Regions from separate parts of the Homo sapiens genome. Here region 1 is linked to region 2. Evidence: chromatin loops called from intact Hi-C (ENCODE). Cell type or tissue: PC-9. All regions are shown on one strand. Links, peaks and the distances in the headings refer to the core of each region. The heading gives the core; the rest is flanking DNA. Region 1 overlaps GUCA1C (guanylate cyclase activator 1C). Region 2 holds the start of LINC00882 (long intergenic non-protein coding RNA 882).

Region 1 (6,363 bases), core at 690-3,189, 1.7 Mb after region 2:
TAAATATATATATATATATATGTCAGTGTACAGTCAACAGCATTTTGGTATACTTAATTGAGCATCTCTATTTCTATCAATGCTGATGTTTTGATAACAATGATAATGAACAATAAAAAATTATATTTGAGGTATACAGAGTTTAGCTTTTACAAATGTGAATAGACATTCTCCTCTGTGGTGCTAATTCCCCCTTTATTTGTAAATGAAGCACTTCATATTATTCTTCTCTGTCAAATACTGGCCAAATCCTTTTGTACTTCTGCAAATATCAACCTTTTATGTCTTCATCACTTTTTCTTCCTTGTCTTTGATTACACTGGGCTGTCTCTGTTCACCAGCACATTTGTTAACATCTTTTTCTTGATGTATGGAATGATCCAGCTGTCTCATGATGAAACGATGTAACAAATGTCAATAATTTTTATACAAAAGCAAGTTCTATCAGTTTTAGTTCTGTATATGCATTTGCTAAGAAATAGCGATTCATAGGTACTCCAAAGTGTATATAGATGTGGATGTGCGTATATTTTTTTTACTTAAAATACAAGTTTTTGGGGCTGGGCACGGTGGCTCACACCTGTAATCCCAGCACTTTGGGAGGCTGAGGAGGGTGGATCACAAGGTCAGGAGTTCGAGACCAGCCTGGCCAATATGGTGAAACCCCGTCTCTACTAAAAATACAAAAATTAGCTGGGCATGGTGGGGGGAGCCTGTAGTCCCAGCTACTTGGGAGATTGAGGCAGAAGAATTGCTTGAACCCAGGAGGCGGAGGTTGCAGTGAGCCGAGATCACACCACTGCACTCCAGCCTGGGTGACAAAGCAAGACTCCATTTTAAATAATAATAATAATAGTAATACAAGTTTTTATAAGAGGAAACAATTAGTGTATTTAGTTTTATAAACTATTCTAGAAACCATAATTCATCTCCTTTTTTCTGTCGCTGACTTATTGTTGTAAGTGAAAGAGCTCATCTCTCTAACTTCAGGTAACCTCAGCTATTGCCCAGGCACAATTTCTCTTTTCTGAATTCACGTCTCTTTTAACCCAGCCCTTTCTACTTCAAGTTCCTTTCTAATCACAGTCCCCATTTTATCGATTCCTTATACTTTGCCCTTGGGGAACCTTCTTGGATAGTAAACAAAAAGTCCTGAATCATATTCATGTTTTCTCGAATACACTATCTGTGTCCTCAAACTAATAGAATCTTAGTGTTTTCCTAAGAATACCAAAATCTTCGTACTTCTCCGAGGAAGGTCACTTTCCTATTCCCCTCACTCCTAGCACTAGAAGCAGTGTTCATGGATATTATTAAACATTCTTGACCTGCCCTTTTGAAAGTCACTGTATAAACCAAGTCTTAAAACTTTGTGATGTCCCATCTACTTCCGGAGTACTCATTCTTCTACATCAGTGCTTTCAGCCCCAGGCTGAAATGGATGATTTACTCTACTCCAATCCCTGCCATCCTGCAGCACCTCTAAGATTAAAAACAAAGTGAAACAGAATAAAATCTACAGCATTTCTCCAGTTCGATGACCACGATTTTCAGTGGCATATTCCAAATAAAGTCTTCATTGTCCTCATCAGACCCTCCACTCTCCATTTCTCTGGTCCTTTCCTGGCTGCACGTAGCCTCCTTATCTACTCTGGGTAGTCTGACTCTGTTTCTTACAAGCTTTCACATGTACTGACATGTTTCATTATTTGATGTCAGTATACTAGTAAGTGAGCATACTGAATTGAGATTCAGGAGAGGCAGATCTACACCGAGGTGCTTAAGAGAAGAAGATTGATGCAACTGATGCATCTTCAAATTTCTTTCTTGAGCAGTATACTCTTGTCCAGTCGTTTGGCTTTTTTGCAGCAGTGGCTGCATTTGAGCTTCCTCCCGGCCTCACCATCCCATCCTGCCACGCTGAGCTGCCACATTTTACTAGTACAACCTGTCACACTCAACATGGGAACATGTGTCTCTACTGCCCTCTTGTGTCCACCAGAAGAAGTGATGCATGGTGGGCAGGTTGATGCCTTTGGAAGGAGTTTTGGAATGATGACAACTGTGATTGGCATGCCAATGCCTCTTATCCGTTTTCTTAAACCTTTTACTAATATCCTATATTTTTAACAATGTCAAATTTTCTGTTTTTCAAGGACCATTCCTAGATCTTCTGCCTCAATCTCAAGTCTTTATGCTCACCTACCTGTTTGCTGATATCAAAGCTACATGGTAGAAGCACTCATTTCTCTTGGGCTGTCTGTGTCTTCTCTCTTCACTCCTACCTCTGAAGAAGAAAGGTACCTCCTCTGAGCTAAACAGGAACCCAGATTACAGAGTAGAAAGAGCAGATGGAGAAATAATCAGAGCAGAAATGTAGATAGAAAAGGTAGAAAAAGCAGAAATGGAGGCAAGTGTGGACTCTTCTCCAGAAATGTTTAGTCCAAAGGAAGAAAAAAGCCTGATAGTAGAAGAAGATAGCATAAATGAAGGAAAGTTTTCTGCAGTAGGGAAAACTTGAGTTTATTTATAAGCTCAAGTTTTCTGTTACTGGAGAGTTTTCCTCTCCAGTGGAGAGGAACTGATTAATAGAATGTGTCTCAGAGCAAACAGCAGAAGGTACTTACTTCATCCTATATTATTCTGATTTATTTGCTCATCTCACCTTTACTCTTTATATATCCCAACATGTCAAGCACCACACATTGGAAATGAATATGATCAATAAATATTTACTCAATTGAATCATACTGAGAACATTGGATTGGTCCCATTATGAAGCCTAAGTCACAACTAGGGTTCTCTTGAATGGTTCCTGCTTTTGTCTAAATAACACTCCCCACTACCACCATCTCCTACTTTGTAGGAAAAGTGATCCAGTAGAGAGTAGCTCCATTACCATCATTGTTTATATCGATCTTATGGAACACCAAGTTGATGAATTCTTCAGGACTCAGAGTTTGCTGGCCATTGAGGGCTTGTACCGCCTGCAAAAAGACATTAAATGAAAGAGGTCAACTTTTCTGGAAGCAAATACATTTTGCAACATTTCTGCTCCGATGTGACAGAATTTGGGGATGTGTTGTCGGTTGCTATCCAACCTGTACCAGTTGTTAAAAGTAAATAAAAAGAAAAGATTGTATGTCAGTTCTGGGTAATGAGACTTGGAAATTAAATGAACTGAATAAAGACTGAAGCCCTATTTTATACAGCATACAGGGATCCATTCAACATATTAGATCACAACAGATGCAATGAGCCCATTGGAGAAAATATTGTAGTGGTCATGATCATAAGAATTCCAGACCCAGAAAACAGATATTGCTCTCAATTTCAGACAGATTGATTTGGGTCTTATGGATGAAAGTAAAAGGATGACCACAATGCTGTAAGAGTCTCAAGCTTCCTCTCCGGCTTCCACCGCTGGCACCCCTGGTTCTTTGTGCCCTTTTGTGGAATGATTGACTGGGGAGACAGATATATACACCTTAGAAGGGCCCTGAATTTCTCCCACATACTGTCAGGGCCCAGGGGGCAAATGACATTTCCAGCCTTCCTAGAGGGAAGATGTAGCCAGCCTCCCCTAACTCCAAGGTGATTAAATTAAATGACCCAGACTTGACATAGAACTTCAAAATAAAATGAAAGAGGATTATTCATTTGGGAATTTGAACATAACTATCTTGATTGAACATGAAGGAATCTTTAGAAAAACTTCTAGCAACATATTTCAATTAGAGGACACAATCATAAATATGACTCTCTCTCTCTTGCTTCTTCTCAAGCATTACCAAACTTGAGTTCCAGGAGTAATCATAATAAATGATGGTAGCTTTTTATTATCATTATTAACCAGTCTTGGCTTTAGCAAGTTTAGGTCTGATGGATCTCATGGTTAAATATAGGACAGTATTTAAAGTAATAGTTACATACATACAGCATCACATTTGAAGAAAATTTTAAGGATTTCTCAGTGTTTGGTCAGAGGCTTCAAAAGCCTAGAAAATGTGGCCAAGTATCCAGTATCCCCACATTCTGAAGTGATATTAGCCCACATAAAAAGTCATGATAAAAAATTGTGAGATCTTGATTTGTTCATCACCAATCTTCAGGTCATATAAGTGAAAGTGAAATACTGATTGGAAAGTGGAGGAGCACTGAGGGGATAATATTTTTGGAGGGAGTCCTCAGCTTGCTCCGTTTTCCTTCTTTTTTTTAATAGAAGCAGCAGGATCAGGGGATAGGCAAGAAGCTTTTTTTTCTTCTTCTTCTTTCCTTCCTCATTTACTATATGCACTCTTTCTTCCCTAGTTTCCTAATCGCAGTCTCTGAGTACTCCCTATGTGGGAGCAGGAGGACGCAGGAGAGAAAGGGAAGCAGGAGAGTTCTCACTTGGCAAGTACTGTCCCCATTAGCTAATTTCAGTGTTCCCTGGCCTGAGAGGTGTAGACTCTCTCTCCTGCAATTCTGTAGGCATGAATCATGCATCTTGATTCCAGCTGGTCCCTTTCCCGCTTAGAATTTCTTAAAATCTGCAGCCGGGCACGGTGACTCATACCTTTGGTCCCAGCACTTTGGGAGGCTGAGGTGGGCGGATCACGAGGTCAGGAGTTCATAGACCAGCCTGGCCAATATGGTGAAACCCCGTTTCTACTAAAAATACAAAAATTAGCCAGGCGTGGTGGCGGGCGCCTGTAATCCTAGCTACTCAGGAGGCTGAGGCAGGAGAATCGCTTGAATCCAGGAGGTGGAGGTTGCAGTGAGCCGAGATCGTGCCATTGCACTCCAGCCTGGGTGACAGAGCGAGACTCCGTCTCAAAAAAATAAAAAAAACTCTTAAAATCCGCACAATTGCCATTTTTAGACTAGGCAATTCTTTCTTGTTCAGGGCTGTCCTGTGCACCGTTGAATACTTAGCGGCATCCCTGGTCTCTGAGCAATAGATGGCAACAGCCCTACGCCCTCTCTACTCTCCAACTCACCAAAATGTCTCCAGACATTGTGAAATGTCCCCTGAATAGACAGTACTCTAGGTCTACCTGCAGCTTTGAGTTTTCTTCACCTCTTCCAGTGGCTCTGCAGGATAAGATCTAACATAGCTCTATGCCAGCTTCCTCTCACAGTGTTCCATGCCTGATCTATGGAAAACACCCTAGCATCCTTTGTCCCAACAAATTCTAGGAAGGCAGATACTTCCAAAATGTGCACCCTTGCTGCCACTGTTTGCTTCTTTAGACTTCTCACTCATGACTCAGACACTCACTGCTGTGGCCCTCAAATTGCAGGATACAACCACATCTCAATGGTTTCCTAACATCCCCATGTTATTGACCTGGGGGGTCCTACTAAACAAATGTCCCTCAAAAATCCTTAAAAACCTTTCTCTTGACTGTTTTATACCCTTGAAGTGAGATTAAGCTGTAACTATCTCCTTTGTAGAGCCTGCCTATACTGTGGTACTTCCTTGCAATCTCTTAATGCCTGGGCTGAATTCCATTTTAGCCTCTGTATTGTATGCAGAGAGAACTTAGATTATACACTTTGTATTTACCTTGCTGATTTTTTTCACCTGCCCATTATATAGAAAGTGTGTTCCTAGGCTACCAATTTCTCAATAAGTATATATTCCATTGCATTAATTTATTTAAACATTTTCCTCTTTCAGTTTTTTAAAATTTTTTGCTATCTTAAGAGATTCTGTGATATAAATCACAGGACTTTTATCCTTAATAATTGTTTTTCCTGACTCAAAATAAGTAATGCTAACTCTAAAACAAAGATCAGCTTTTAGCCTCTTGACGCAGATTACCACATTTCCCGGAATGTTTTCTCCACTTACACCCTCTCCACAGTGTGTAAGGTGCATTCCTTACCATGCTCTTACCAGAATTTGCTATTATTGTTTTTAGTACTGATTAATTTAATTAGAGACGAATGGTATCTAATTATTAAATTTCTGTTCTGTGCTTTTATTATTTCCATTTTCCTATGTTCTTTTTTTCCCTTTCTAAGTTTAGCCCTTAACTTTAAGGGCTTAATGCATTAAGCATTAAGAAATGCTTTGGTGGCATCCTAAGATCTGTATGCTGTATTTACATTTTCATTGTTTTTAGAAAAAGCTGAGTATTTAAGAGAATATTTTAAAATTTACACGAGGTTGTGTATTCTCTATAGAATATTTGATTTCTAATTTTGTGTTGCAATATATAAGGTATAGGCAGAATTTCTAAATTGTTCACTTGCCAAGTGAATCCTAGCACATTTTTTTTGTGTGAATGATCTATGTGAAATTAAAACATTAGCAATATCGGTATTATCCTACCCTTGAATTCTTTCCATATGTTGGTTAACTCTACATTCGCT
Region 2 (9,098 bases), core at 4,039-6,538:
AAAGGTGCAGGAGAAAAAAAAAAGGAGGAAAAGAGAAAGAGAACATGTAAATGCTTCCAAATAAAACACATCATGAAAAGGAAAAAGTAATCCTGTGTATACATATAAAGTTTGTCCCTTCTCTGTTCCTATCCTGGACACAGTTTTTCTAGATTACAGACTGAATTCATCCCTAGTCCTCCCCAACACACACACACACACGCACACATTTGCCATATAGTTTTCTGTCAAAACAGATTTCCTATAAAAAGAAAAACAAAAAATACAAAAAACTCTTTAAAAACTAATACTTGACTTTTTTAAAAAATTCAAAAAAATCTCTCATTTTCTGTCCTTTAATCAAGCTTCTGAGTATAGAATTTTAGTGTTTTCATGCTTTTTGAACATGTATTAGTCAAAATACCTTTCATTAATATGAATGTTGCAATAAAATTCTTCCTCTGTAAATGTACAGCTTCAGATAAATAGCCAAAAGCTATAGTTGTTATCTATATCTGATATGTTTGGAGGTAGGATATGAACTACAAACTGAAATATGAGAGACTTGAAGAACAGTCAAGGATTCCTGCAATCGTATGGGTTGGGAAAGGTGCTTTAGTAATCCAACCCCCAAAGTTAGCAAATACGAAGCTACTTTCATGCATAATTTGAGTTGTACCCAAAATATCATACCCGCAAGCCTAGTTTCCTCTCCTACCTAGGCTGGAATTCCCAGGGTTATTTATGTGTTCTCATAGAGTTATTAATTTATTACTGTGGTATGGCAGATGTATTATTTCAACATCTGGTACCAAAATTTCTCTTGAAGGAGGGACTCTCTGCTCCCTACTGACAGGGCCCTATCTGATCCTCTGGTCTTATCTCCTACTGTTCTCCTGCTTACCAACTTTGATCACACCAGCTCCCTTGCTGTTCCTTAGAGCACACTAGCTACTCTATGCCTCAGGGCCTTGGCCCTAGCTGTCCTCTGTCAGGAACAATCTTACCTCATTTATCCAAATGATTCATTCTTTTGCCTATTTCAAGTGTTTGTGCAAAAATCACTTCCTCCGTGAGGCCTTCCCTGATCACTATTTAAAATAGAATATTCTCCCCAGCATTTTTTATGCACCCTTTCTCCTTTATTTTCCTCAATAGCACGTATCACCATCAAATATGCTACATATTACACAGGTAAATATAATACAGGAGATAACTGAGACCAAACATATCAGCCAACAGAGGGCTCAACCTCAGTGTTAAAACAAAAAGAAAAACAGGTTGATTTCAAAGGAAAATCCAACTCTATGCTGTATATAAAAGACAAAGACCCACCTAAAACAAAACAATTCAGAAATGCTAACAATGAAAGGAAGGATGGGTAAAGTTCTACTGAGAAAATGCAAATTAAAAAAAGAAAGAATTGAGATTTTGCAATTCAATAAAATAAAATTCAGACCAAAAACCATTATTGAGACAAAGAACATCTTATAATCCTAAAGGCTACAATTCCCAGTGAAAATAAAAGATTTATGAAAAGGTATGCAGTGAATAACACAGCAGCTACTTTCATACAGTAGGAATTATAAGAGATTCAAAGAGAAATTGAAATACACTAATAATAGCAGACTATAGTACATTTCTCTTAATTAGACAAAAAAATACAAAAACACTTAGAAAATTGACTCTAATTTACAATACAGACATGTATGCCCCAGTAAATCACATAAAAATGATCTAAATATTCACCATAATATGATAAAACCAGAAATTTATAATCAAAACATAAGAAAGCCCCATTTTGAAATTTAAAATTTTCCTATTAAACATAGCTTGTCTCAAAGGGAAATATCAATTGCTAATGAGAATTTCTAGAAAAAAATGAAAACATGACATTAGAGTTGACAAGATGCAGCTAAAGAGTGTTCAGAACAAAACTGATAATTTAAATAAATAATGAAATTATGAATTAGATATTCCACTCAAAAAGAAAACGTTAGATATATTTAAGGTTCTTTTCCATTTTGGATTTTGGATTTAATTTTCTTTTTAATTGAGCAACCTAGATTTTTCTTTTTTTTTTTGAAGGAGTCTCCCTCTGTCACCCAGGCTGCAGTGCAGTGGCGCAATTGGCCAGTCTGCTCTTGAACTCCTGACCTTGAGTGATCCACCTGCCTCAGCCTCCCAAAGTGCTGGGATTACAGGCATGAGCCACTGCACCCAGCAAGCAACCTAGATTTTAAAACAACATGAGATAAATAAGCCTAATTGTATTTAACTACATCTAACATTTTTACTAATAGTTGTAATACTGGTAGATTTTGGAAACTATTATATATATTATGCAGAAAAGTAAATAATTCTGTTAATATCATTTAGGAGCCATGATTTTCAGCATAGGGGAAAAAAGATGCAATATAAAATCAAATAAGTAAAAACTCTATAACCTTCTATTAGAATTGGAATATCAACACAAATTTATTATTTATTTTCATCTTTCTTTGAAAAACTACATCTCTCCTAGATCTTGTGTTGAAAAGTCTGGGAAGTGATAAGCCATTTAACCATGAACATCTTTCAGTGCAGACTGTAGCATCCAAATACCTTTTTCACTGGAAGCAACAAGGACACCTTTGAGAAATGGCTGATTCTAGGTCTGAGGCAGTAAATGTACAATATGAGACTGGAACTCTTACAGTGTCAGAAAGCAAGTAAGCTATCAAGACATTCGAGCTTGTGTCAAATAAACAAAGGAGCCAAAAATGGCCAAAGACGGGCAATTTGAACTTCAAAATGGATAATCACTGCAATTATATAAAAGTGTAAAAAGAGATACAGATACAATCAACATGAAACTCCTAGAAGCAACAGGAGATTCAATATGGTAGCAAGATACAAAATTAGACATAGAAATCAGTACCTTCATTTATGTAAGAATCTAGCTGTTATAAGGAAAAGTGGAAGAGATAATCCCACTTACGATACCAACAAAAAAGAGAAATACTCTAAGAATAAACTTAACAAGTGAAAAACCTTTATGATGCTTCCTTGAAAGACACAAAGCTGAAACTTGAGCACGAGAAAAAATAAACCTTGCTTTTCAAAAGGAAAATGCAACATCATAAACTGAAAAGGTATGCAGAAGATTTTTTTTTTGAAAGTACTTTTATGGGGCTATATTCTATAGTTAACATGAAAAAATAACCCAGCATTAAAAAAACACTTAAGAAAACAGCAATGATGCAGTCTAGCCCTACCAGATACTGAAATATAGTCTCTAATAAAAACAGTATATTAGCCCATAAGTAGACAATAAGATCAATGCGGGGAAAAAAGAAAATATATCTTAGACCCAATTACAATGTGGAAATTTACGTATGTGATAAAAATATTGCAAATCGCTGGTCAGGGAGGTGCTTTATAAATTAAATGTTATGACAGCTAAAAAGTCATTTGAAAATAGATAAAATTGGATACATCACCTAGGTAGAATTCCTGCATATATGTTTGTGTGTACATATCTATTACTCGTGAATCTTATAATGAGGAACCAATCTGACATCTCCAAATTGAAGGATATTCTGGAAGACCACCGGGCTAGACTTTTCAAAAATGTCAATACCAGGAGAAACAAACAAAAAAGGCTAGGGAACTGCTCTATATTGAAGGAAGCGAAAGAGACTTGACAACTGCAATATGTGGTTCTTATTGATGCACTATGTGATTCTTGTTAAATCTCGGATTTACATTTTACAAACTACAGGGTAAAGAAGGACATTTTGGGACAATTGAGGAAATTCAAATATGAAATATAGATTATTGTAATATAACAATGTTACATTTCCTAAGTATGATGATGTGCATTGTGATCCTGTGGTCCTCAATTGAGGCAACTTTGTACCTCTCCTTTTTCCCCCAACCCTCACCACTACCCCTCCCCCCCTCAACCCCCCCAACCACACCGTTTGGGTTTGGCAGTGTCTGGAGGCATCGTTGGCTGTCACAACTGGGGGAGGGGGTTGCTACTGGCATCTAATGGGTAGAGGCCAAGGATGCTGCTAAATAGTGATTGTTTAGCACAGGACACCCCCACCCCACCCCGTCACCCCACCTTACGGGTACAGACAGCAAAAACTCATCCTGCCCAAAATGTCCATAGCGCGGGGTTGAGAAACCCTGATGTAGAAAAATCCCTTATTCTTAGGGGATACATACTGAGATATTAGGCTGAATCACATGACATTGTCTCTTGCGTAGGTCAAGTATCGGCAATATTTAAGGACGAAAGGTTATGACGTTCACAACAAACTCTCAAAATAATGAACAAGCCCCTTCCGCCCCGGCTGCCCCGCGACCTAGGGGACCCGAGAAGGGCGCACTCGCACGGGCCGCGGAGGCCAACGCCGAGCCTGCGCGGCGGGAGGCGCTGAGAACTCACTGCGCACGCGCCGGTCGGCTGGCCGCACCCACGCGGCGCAGCTCCCAAAGTTGCAGACAGCCCGGCGAACCGCGCAATGCGCTTCTTCTGCCTGCAGCAGAGAAAAGGAAAGAAAACTCCGCAGGGGCTCCGTTGGCTTCTCCACGAGTGACAACCATGTTTTCCCAGATAGAAGACCGGAGCCCTGCTCCTTTGCGATCCGCCGAGGGCTGCAGAGAGCATCCTCATCCATTTGGGCACCCCTGCCCAGGAAGAGCCCGGCCATCCCTTTCCGGACTGGATCCTTAAGAGGTGAATTTTCTTCCGTGGATTCCGATTTGCTCCGTCTGACCAGCCTAGGCAATCCAGCATCGCGTGGTACCAGTGCCGCTGGGCACACTGGCTTCACGCCGGCTCCGCCTCACCAGCAAGCGCATTCCCAGGTAAAAATTTTAAATACCTTAGAATTCTTCTGCCTAGACCCTCTAATCAAGAAGTTTACCCACTTTTTCTGTAAGGAGCCAGAAAGCAAATACTCTAGAATTTGGGCCTGGAACTGTCTCTGTAGCGTATTCGTCTTTGTTTTGAAAATGTAAAAACCACTCTTAGCTGCTGGCCTTACAAAAATAGAATCATGAGGACTGTGAAGATTAGAGCCTAATCACTAATTCACCCAGCACAGAGGCTAGAGCGCCAGTGAGTCCTCCGCCCCTTCCCAGGCCCGACCATAGTTTTGCAGTTAGGACCCAGGTTTTGTGAGGACTGGGACCCACCCAGGTTTAGTTCACAGTCTCTTGAATCCCTCCCTGCACCTGCACCTCTGCTCCTCCCCCTAGGCCGGTGGCCCTTGGTGAGTTTCTGGCAGTCTCCTAGGCCACCAGGAAACACTCCGACCAACTGCCACGCCCTCCTTTGCTCCAAAATGACAAGCTCTTTTCATCTGGGAGCAAAAGCTGAAGTCCCCACATTTGAACTAAATTAGTTTAGTGTAAAAGTAGTACAAGATTATCTCAGACAATTGTATTTTAATAGTATTTTTTTCTAGTGATAAATGTAATATATGTCTACTATGGTCATTTGGAAAATTCTGAGACGTATAGAGCAGAAAAGAAATTCTCCATAACCCTAACCCACAAAAAATAACTTTTGAAATGCTTGTGTATTTTTTAATTCTTTTTTAATGCATATTATAGGACAACTTACTGAACATTTGGATTTTTAGAAATATTTTTAATAAAACGTGTTGAAGTACAGCATACAAAAAAGTGTACAAATTACAAATACAGTTCAGTAAACTTTCAAAGATTAACACAAACATGTCCGGGCAACCACAACTCAGCTCAAGAAATTAACTAATAGTAGCATTCTTCATCCCCCTGTTAGTTTTGTCTATTCTGACATTTCACATGAAATGAATTACTTGGTAAATATTTTATAGTATTTGGTTTATTTCCCTTTATATTATATTTGAATTCATCCGTGTCGTTGCATGTAACAAGTCTTTTTTACAATTTTATTCTATGCTGTATGAAATTCAGTTATATGAGTATACACAATTTATTCTTTCTACTGTTATTTTTTCTTAATTACAGATTTATTGAGATATAATTCACACACCATACAGTTCATCTACTTAAAGTGTGCAATTCAATGTGTACAATTCATTGCTTTCAGCATATTCGCAGATATGTGCAACCATCACCACAGTCAATTTTAGAAAATTTTCATCACCTGGAAACTTCATACCCTTTAACTATCACTCCCGCAACCCCACTTCCCTATCCTTTCTAGCCCCAAGCAACCACTAATTTTTCTGCTCTATAGATTTCCCTATTCTGGACATCTCACAAAAATTGAACCATATGATATGAGGTCTTTTGTGACTGGTCCCTTATGCTGATACTGGACATTCGAGTTCTTTCCAGGTTTGGAGCTATTACAGATAATACTTCCGTGAACGTTATTCTGTGAATCGGTTCACATAGATACACATTTCTATTGCGATACATATCTAAGGTATGCTCATAACCAGCTATAATTACAGTGCCAAGCAGTTTTTCAAATTTATAGACCTGCCAGCATTGTATGATGAGAGTTCTCATTGTTCCACGTCCTCTCCAACATTTAGGGTTTATGTGGTTTTAATTTACATTTCTCGGATGACTAAAGATAAAGAGCATCTTTCATGTGATTATTGGCCACTCGGATATCCTCTTTAGTTAAGTGCCTTTTAGGCATTCACCCACTTTTCTATTGGCTAATCTTCTTCTACTTGATGTGTATATTCTAGATAAGTGCTGCAAACAAACACCTTTTCCTAATTAAACGCTTGCATTTTAACTTCCCATTTTTAGATTTTGATAAAGGTAAATCTTTTATTTTTATTGAGGTCTAATTTATCACTCTTTGTTCATGGTTAGTGCTTTCGCTAACCTGTCAGAAATCATTGTCTACCCCAAGGTGACAAGGGCATTCTCTTATGTTACCATCTGGAACCTTAAGTTTTTTCTTGGAACACTTAGATGTGCTAACTACCTAAAATTAATTTTGGCATATGGTGTGAAGTGAGGACTAGTTTTTTTTTTTTTTTTTTTTTTTTTTTTTAATGTAGCTATCCAACTGACCTAAGTTTTTTTTGGAAAAGAAAGTCCTTTCCCCACTGCTCTGCAACATCACCTTTGTCATAAATCAATAGAAATAGACCTACAGATGTTGGAATCAGTAGAAAAGGAATTTTAAAGATATTTATGGCTATTTTAAATTATTAAAGATTCTTACTAAGGGTAGATATGATAAATGAAGACAGGGAATTTCAAGAGAAATACAACTAATAGAAGAAGAACAAAATGGAACCCCTAGAACTGAAAATTATAATAACTGAAATTATTTGATGGGATTATCAGTAGATTGGACAACAGTAAGGAGAATCAGGAAGCTTAAAGATAGGTCAATAGAGGGCCAGGTACAGTGGCTCACACCTGTAGTCCCAGCCTACTTTGGGAAGCCTAGGCGAACGAATCATTTGAGGTCAGAGGTCAGAAATTTGAGACCAGCCAGGCCAACATGGTGAAACCCCATCTCTACTAAAAATACAAAAATTAGTTGAGTGTGGTGGTGCACACCTATAATCCCATCTACTCGGGAGGCTGAGGCTGGAAAATTGCTTGAACTAGGGAGATGGAGACTGCAGTGAGCTGAGATTGTACCATTGCACTCCACCTGGGCTACAGAGTGAGACTCCATCTCAAAAAAAAAGATAGATCAATAGAAATCATCCAAATTTAAAGTGCACTGAGAAAAAAAAAAGTTTATAATAAACAGAACATCAGTGACCCATGAAATAATGTCAAGACATCTAACTTACATGAAATTGGACTTTTAGAAGTCAAAGAGAGAAACTATCAGGCAGAAAAATACTTGAAAAAGTATTAGCAAAGGTTCCCCAAATATGATCAAATATATTTATCCAGAATGTTTACTTGTTTAATGAAGAGTTGATCCCATAACCTATTTTGCCATTAGTGGAGTTTAGAAGTTAGCATAAAAGGTTATAAAGTGTTACATCTCCATGAATGAGCAGCAGGGCATTTAAAAGTCACATTGATTGTAGAAAAAATACTTTGCTGGGTGGAAGGGTCCTGAGCATGGCTATTCTTTTAACATAAATGTTGCCTGCCCACTAACATTACCACCACCCCAATCATAGTAATGCCAAAATTCCTCACAGTTTTTCAAAATATCCCATTGGTGCACAGTACGGCCCTGCATCCACTGAGAACCCTTCTCTCCTGTGATCTGCCACTGCCTCGCTGTTCCAACCTTTCTAACCTCATCTTCTAATGCTCTATGTATCAAACCTCCCTGGCCTCCTTCCAGATCAGGGCTTTGGGGATTGCTTTTTCCTCTTCCAGAATGCTCCTGCCCCCAAATATTTATATAACTGACTCTTCCACAGGTCTTTGTTCTGATGTCATTTTTCTCAGTGAGACCTACCAATGAAACAAACCAAACAAAAAACTTGTACATTCTCTCAGCATCTGGATTAGTTTGCAGGGCTGCCATGGCAGAGCACCGCAGACCCAGTGGCTTAACCCTCAGAAAATTATTTTCTTAGCTCTGGAGACTAGAAGTCCAAGATCAAGATGGCAGCAGGTTTGATTTCTCCTGTGGCCTCTCTCCTTGGCCAGCCATTGTCCACTTTCTGTGTCCTCTCATGGTTTGTCCTCTGTGGGTGAGTGCCCCTGGTGTCTCTCTGCATGCCCAAATTTTCTCTTATAAAGACAGCATTTAGATTGGATTAGGGCCCATCCAAAGGGCCTCATTTTAACTTAATTGCCTCCTTAAAAACCATTTCTACAAATATAGTTACCTTATGAGGTACTAGGGGTTAGGCCTTCAACATATGAATTTTGGGGGTATATAATTCAGGCCATACACCATCTCTTGTTTATTTTCATCTGTCGCCCCTCCCCCCCACCTTTTTTTTTTTTTAGATGGAGTCTCACTCTCTCGCCCAGACTGGAGTGCAGTGAAGCAATCTCAGCTCACTGCAACCTCCACCCTCCCGGGTTCAAGTAATTCTCCTGCTTCAGCCTCCTGAGTAGCTAGGATTACAGGCATGCACCATCATACCTGGCTGTAGCCCTTATTTTAAATTCAATGTACTGTAATGATTTACTTGGTTTATTGTCTTAACTTTCTG

Evidence for each region. Hi-C counts contacts between places; a loop is a spot of excess contacts. Peaks named below come from ENCODE experiments on the same cell type or tissue, not always from the same donor. Only the 100,000 strongest peaks of a DNase experiment are listed, where the experiment ranks them.
Region 1: it touches region 2 in a loop (17-fold over the local background); 3 of 110 quality-filtered maps call a loop at or near these places.

Annotation. Positions count from the first base shown.
Region 1 is chr3:108,913,228-108,919,590 of GRCh38, forward strand. GUCA1C (guanylate cyclase activator 1C) reads right to left here. Exons shown (of 4, transcript NM_005459.4): 3 at 2,900-2,987. Among named protein-coding and RNA genes, the nearest start is that of GUCA1C, 37 kb to the right of the region's middle. In PC-9, for the core only: CTCF peaks have their summits at 1,983 (motif pointing left) and 2,186; a DNase peak (open chromatin) is centred at 2,004.
Region 2 is chr3:107,236,249-107,245,346 of GRCh38, forward strand. LINC00882 (long intergenic non-protein coding RNA 882) reads right to left here and starts at 4,390. Exons shown (of 4, transcript NR_028303.1): 1 at 4,195-4,390. It overlaps DUBR (DPPA2 upstream binding RNA), which reads left to right and starts at 4,444. Exons shown (of 4, transcript NR_028302.1): 1 at 4,444-4,839. In PC-9, for the core only: no CTCF peak of the experiment used is centred there; a DNase peak (open chromatin) is centred at 5,243; H3K4me3 peaks cover 2,090 bases.